2 separate regions of the Homo sapiens genome follow, and region 2 is linked to region 1. Evidence: read pairs that join two places in POLR2A ChIA-PET (ENCODE). Cell type or tissue: OCI-LY7. All regions are shown on one strand. Links, peaks and the distances in the headings refer to the core of each region. The heading gives the core; the rest is flanking DNA.

Region 1 (2,915 bases), core at 316-2,815:
ATTTATTTTTTTGAGATAGAGTCTCCCTCTGTAGTCCAGGCTGCAGTGTAGTGGCGTGATCTCAGTTCAGTGCAATCTCTGCCTTCTGGCTTCAAGCGATTCTCCTGCCTCAGGCTCCCGTGTAGCTGGGATTACAGGTATGTGCCACCACAACCAGCTAATTTTTGTATTCTTTAGTGGAGATGGGGTTTCACCATGTTGGCCAGGCTGGTCTTGAACTCCTGACCTCGTGATCTGCCCACCTCAGCCTCCCAATGTGCTGGGATTACAGACATGAGCCACCGTGCCTGACCGAAAGAGAAGGCTTCTATTTCACCATTGACTATGGTGTGTTCAGTGAGATGTTGAAAAATATACTTTATTGAGTTAAGAAAATGTTTTTATATTTCTAGTTTGCTAACAGTTTTTTCTATGATTGGGTGTTGACTTTTTTAAATCAAATGCATTTTCTGCATCTGTTGAGATTCTCCTTTAGTGTTCTTTAACTTATTAATATGAATGATATTGAATGATTATCTGATGTGAAACCATCCTTGCATTCCTGGGATAAACCCTACTGGATAATGATTTATATATTTTTTTGTACATTGCTAGATATGGCTTGCTAATCTTTAGTATTTTATATCTATGTTCATTAATAAAATTGGCCTCTAATTTTCTTTTCTCATACTGTCCTTATAGGGTATACAAATGTAAATATACTATTTTTAATAAGAATTAGAGTCATTAGAATTAGAAGGGAATTTAAAGAGCATCTAGTCTGATCTCATCATCTTATAGTGGAAGACACTGGAACTCAGAGAAAGGAAATAGCCTTTCTAAAATCATACAAAATTAGAAACAGAGTTGGGACTAAAGTGCTTGGCAAAGCACTTGCATTTCAAATTACTTTCCCATTCATGATCTCATTTTATCTCCACAACAGCCTTGCAGGGAGGGTAATGCTTATTGTCCCCATTTTATAGATGGGCTAACTGAGGTCCAGTCACTGAGGTCATGACTTATGTGACCTAGCAGAGTTGGGTCCTAGACCCCTCCAAAATTTCTTTTGTTCTGTGCCCAACCCCACTGACAGAACCACTTATCTGCCTGAAATGAAGGGACCCACTGAGTCATGTATCTAAAATTAATATTTTGTAAGAGTCCAGCAATATTTTCACAGGCATGTCAAATGGATGCCCCATTTACAGATAACCCTCAATGGGCAAAGATGAGGGCTTTATGGTCCTTAAAGGTCCTTGGTGGCCAGGACACTGTGGAGGCCAAGATAAACCACTGGTCTCTAAGAATGTTCTTTGGTATATAGAAGGCCAGGATCCTTAAATGCAGTCTTTCTAAATGGGGTCAGAGTACAAGACCTTAAGATCCTGTCCTCAAAATTTCAACAGAAAGGGGCTCCAGTTTCTCTTTGTCCCCTCCCCCACCCTCTGGCCACCACCCACCTTCCTCCATATCTCTCAGCAAGCTGCTTCCTGCATCAGCGCCCTTGTTTTGCTTGTGCTATTTGTGTCTGCTTCTAACAGCTGGCCCCAGCCTGGCAGCCCCTAGCTCTGAGGATTATCCAATTATCCCATTAGCCCAGCATGTCCTTCCTTCCTCCAGAGCTATTAGCTCCCCATCTCCCTCTCCCTCTCTCTCTCCCTGGGCTTGTCCATAGCCTCCCTTGCTCCTTCCCTAGCCAGGCCTAGAGCTGGGTGGGTCAGCCCACAGTCAAATAGACTCAGAGAATACCAGAGCTGGAAGCGATATGTATCCACTGCTTCATCATTTTGCAGGGAAGGAAACCCAAAGTCACATGACCAGTTAATGGCAGCAGAGAACTAAAACCCAGGTCTCTCGACCCAGTCAGTGTGCCTTACCAAGTGTTGCTATGCTTCGCCCTAGGATGGAGGAGATACCATCCCCACTCCTCTCTCTGGGATTCAAATTTATAGTCTTGGTAGGAAAATAGAACATACACTGGTGAAAACCAGCACATTATTCAGGCGTTAAGTCATAACTTAGCAGCAGAAGAGATGTCATCAGAAGCAGGTAACAAACTTCTGGTGCGTGGGACAGGCATGCATCTAAAGGCGCTCAGGAAGGGGAAAAGAGGATTTCAGCAAAGTCTCCCTCCATCTTCATGGAAGAGACGGCTCTTCAGGTGGTCCCTGAAGCATGGGAATTGTCTAAAGTAGGGGAGTGACAGCATCCCAGGCAAAGTGGCCTGCCTGAGAGACAAAGGCAGGGAATGGGGTAAGAGGATGGTAGACAGTTCAGTTTGGCACAGTGAGGAGCAGGGTAGTGGGTAGGAAAGTGGGTGGTCAGAGACAGGCTGGAGGGCAAAGCTGTGTCCTTGAATGGCCACAGAAAGAAGGTGGACTTGATCTGCTGCATATTTAGGGTCCACTAAATGTTTTGGAGCAAGGGAGGGACATGGCTGATGCTGTGCTTTGGAGATATTAATCTGACTGCTTGGGCTGAATAGATTGCGGTAAAAGAGATCAACAAAGAGGTCTGTTTGGAGTGTATTCAGGTTGGTAGAGATGATAGTGCCTCCGCCAAGACCATGACTTTGAGGGGTTACTGAGGGGTAGAGTGGATGGAACAGATTCCAAAGATGTTCAGAAAGAATTAACAGAATGCAATAGATTGGATTTGGGAAGATAAGGAGAAGAGCTCCTACTAATAGGATTAGGGAAGTAAGAAGTGGCCACAGGAAGTATGGGGTAGGATGGAGGAAGTGGATGAGGACCCTCCCCAGCTTCACCCTCTGGCACTCCTTGGGTGAGAGCATTTTGTAAAGTTGGCAGAGTTTGCTTAACCCTGGGCTGCAGGATGCCTTCTCTACCCTATGTCTCAGCCCCTCCAGGCTTCTCTGCTGGATGTCCACATGTTGACCCAATAAATCATCATGGTACCCTCCCCAGATGGCA
Region 2 (2,915 bases), core at 181-2,680, 110 kb after region 1:
TGCATCTATTGACTGATTTTTCCCCTGGTTATAGGTGACATTTTCCTGCTTCTTCATTGTCTAGTAATTTTTTATTGCATGCCAGATTATGATGGAGTCTTATATTTTGCTGTATTCCTTTAAAAATTATTACTTTGGCAAATAAGTACACTACTGTATTAGTTACCTATGCTGCATGACAAATTACTTCAAATCTTTAGTGGCTTAAAACAATCCATTTATGATCTCATAGTTTCTGTGGGTCAGAAAGCTTAGCGGAGTGCCTCTGGTTCAAGGTCTAGCACGAGGAGGCAATCAGGTTGTCAGCAGGGCTGCAGTTATCTCGAGGATCGAAGATCTGCTTCCAAGCTCATCTACATGGCTGCTGGCAAGCTTCAGAAGATCTGTTCCCACACTTCCTAATGTGGGCCTCTCTGCAGGGCTGGCTCACAACATGGGAACTGGGATTCCCTGGAGTAGGTGGCTCTAAGTGATAGCAAGAGGAACATTCAAGGCAGAAGCAAAGCTTTTTGTAACGATTTTAGCAGTGATAACCTTATCCCACCACTTCTTTTGCTTTGCCATATTCACTGGAAGCAAATCACGAGCTGCAGCCAACACTCAACAGGAGCAAATTACACAAGGAGCAACTACCACCAATGGGGGATCGCTGGGGAACATTTTAGAGGCTGCCTACTATAGCTACTTAAGGATCTCCTTGGTCCTTCTGCATCTTATTTTTAAAGATCTTTTACGGCAGATCTAGAATACTATTTACTCTGAGGGTATTTAGTTCTATGATACTTTCAGGTGTGGTCCTTTAGGAGTCTATAATGAATGCCATCTATTCAAAGAGGTGTCTCCACAGCGGCTGGTGGGAACTCAAATGATTTCCTGCCCTAGGTGAGCTACCAGAAGTGTTTGTGTGATAGCTCCCTGTTCCTGGAAATTGTTCCTGGAAAATTATTCTTGCGGGGCTGTTCCTGGAAAATTATCCTTGTGGGGTTTCACCCAATGCAGGTGCAGGTTGGTATTCAGGAAAAGACTCAAAGGGATGCCTACGCAGATTTCTATACTCCTTTCTCTATGCAGCTCCCTCCTCCCAGTATCTGCCCTGCAAATTCGAGCAGTCGCCTTCTCCTTGAATGTTGATTTGTGTCTACTCAGATCCAATTGGTTTTCTCTTCCCTGCTCCATGTAGGTTCATCTTCCCTGCACCACCACCTGGAAATTGCCTCCAGGAAAAGACTGTGGGCCACAGTAGGACTTACCTCATTTTAAAATTTTTGTTCAGGGATCACAGTTACGTACAATGTCTGAAAATAATTGTTTCTTATATTTTGTCCATCTTTCTATTAATCGTTGTTTGTGATGGCAGAATAATCCAGCCTGTTACTCCCACATAGCTAGAAGTAGAATTCCTACCCAGGGAGTTTTGAAAAACTAACAATCCCAAGCTTAGGCCCCAGTCCCCAGAGATTATGGTTTACCAGGATGAGGTCTGGGAATTTTACCTGTTTAAAAACTCTCCACATGATTTTTATATACGATTAGGTTTGAGACGCACTGTACTAACTAATCATGTACTAAAAAGCTACTGAATGTAGCTCATAAGTATTAGTTTTTTGCAACTTGTAGAAATATTTTTCACCTCCTATCTTTACAAAGATTTACAAAGTGATGCCTCATACATTAAACGTCAACTGATAAACACCACTTAAAGTTCATCTTATTTGAAGTTTATTACATTTGGCATCTTTATTTTGCTTTTATCTATATTTTCAGAATTTTAGATGAAGTTTGATTAATAGAGAGCACATAAAAAAAGCATTAAATCAGCTGCGCACAGTGGCTCACGCCTGTAATCCCAGCACTTTGGAAGGCTGAAGAGGGCAGATTGCTTGAGGTCAGGAATTTGAGACCAGCTTGGCCAACGTGGTTAAAACCGTCTCTACTAAAAATACAAAAATTAGCTGGGTGTGGTGGTGCACACCTGTAATCCTGGCTACTTGGAGGCTGAGGCATGAGAATCACTTGAACCCAGGAGGTGGAGGTTGCAGTGAGCCGAAATCATGCCATTTCATTCCAGCCTGGGCAACAGAGTGAGACTCCGTCTCAAAAAAAAAAAAAAAAAAAAAAAAAAGGTCATTAAATTGGTGGAACAGTATTCCCTTCCCTTCTTTTTAAATTACGACATAATGTCAGGCGTGGTAGCTCATGTCTGTAATCCCAGCACTTTGGGAGGACCAGGCAGGTGGATTACCTGAGCTCAGGAGCTCAAGACCAGCCTGGGCAACGTGGCAGAACCCTGTCTTTACCAAAAACACAGAAAACAGCCAGGCATGGTGGTGCACGCCTGTGGTCCCAGCTACTTGGGAGGCTGAGGTGGGAGGACTGGTTGGGCCTGGGAGGCAGAGGTTGTGCAGTGAGCCGAGATCATGCAACTACACTCCAATCTGGGTGACAGAGGGAGACCCCGTTTCGGGGTAAAAAAAAAAGGACATAACATCTTGTATATACATGCAAATGCAAAGCCACGAACTCACAATATAAATGCGGAGGGAGCACACTAGTAAACACAGCACAAATGTCTCAACTCGAAAATGCTCCCCAACACCATTATTTTAGGGAAGAGGTGCAGCCAGGGCTACCCTTTATCACAGGATAATGGGGTTTAGGCAATGTTTCCTTTGGCTACTCTCACCTATGTGGAAATACTCCGCCTCAACTATACTGTCCAAAAGCGGCTGAATAAAATGCACAATGAGCGGCCTCTTGAGCACTACTGAATAGCCCTCTGCCCCGCTTCTCATCTGCATTCCACAATGGCACGGAGGAGCAACTTTTAAAACTTGTTTCTAATGTATCAATAATGACCTGTGCCGGACCTGTTACAAAACAGCCCTCATGAATCATGCTTCTCTGAATTCATGCCT

Evidence for each region. Peaks named below come from ENCODE experiments on the same cell type or tissue, not always from the same donor. Only the 100,000 strongest peaks of a DNase experiment are listed, where the experiment ranks them.
Region 2: POLR2A ChIA-PET joins it to region 1 with 6 read pairs; 2 of 35 experiments call an interaction of 5 or more read pairs at or near these places.

The regions. Positions count from the first base shown.
Region 1 is chr22:24,449,433-24,452,347 of GRCh38, reverse strand. The region is part of intron 3 of ADORA2A-AS1 (ADORA2A antisense RNA 1); the gene reads left to right. Among named protein-coding and RNA genes, the nearest start is that of ADORA2A, 23 kb to the right of the region's middle. In OCI-LY7, for the core only: no CTCF peak of the experiment used is centred there; a DNase peak (open chromatin) is centred at 1,487; H3K4me3 peaks cover 461 bases.
Region 2 is chr22:24,339,348-24,342,262 of GRCh38, reverse strand. All of the region lies in intron 10 of SPECC1L (sperm antigen with calponin homology and coiled-coil domains 1 like), which reads right to left. All of the region lies in intron 10 of SPECC1L-ADORA2A (SPECC1L-ADORA2A readthrough (NMD candidate)), which reads right to left. Among named protein-coding and RNA genes, the nearest start is that of SPECC1L, 70 kb to the right of the region's middle. RefSeq lists an enhancer at 2,595-2,915. In OCI-LY7, for the core only: no CTCF peak of the experiment used is centred there; no DNase peak of the experiment used is centred there.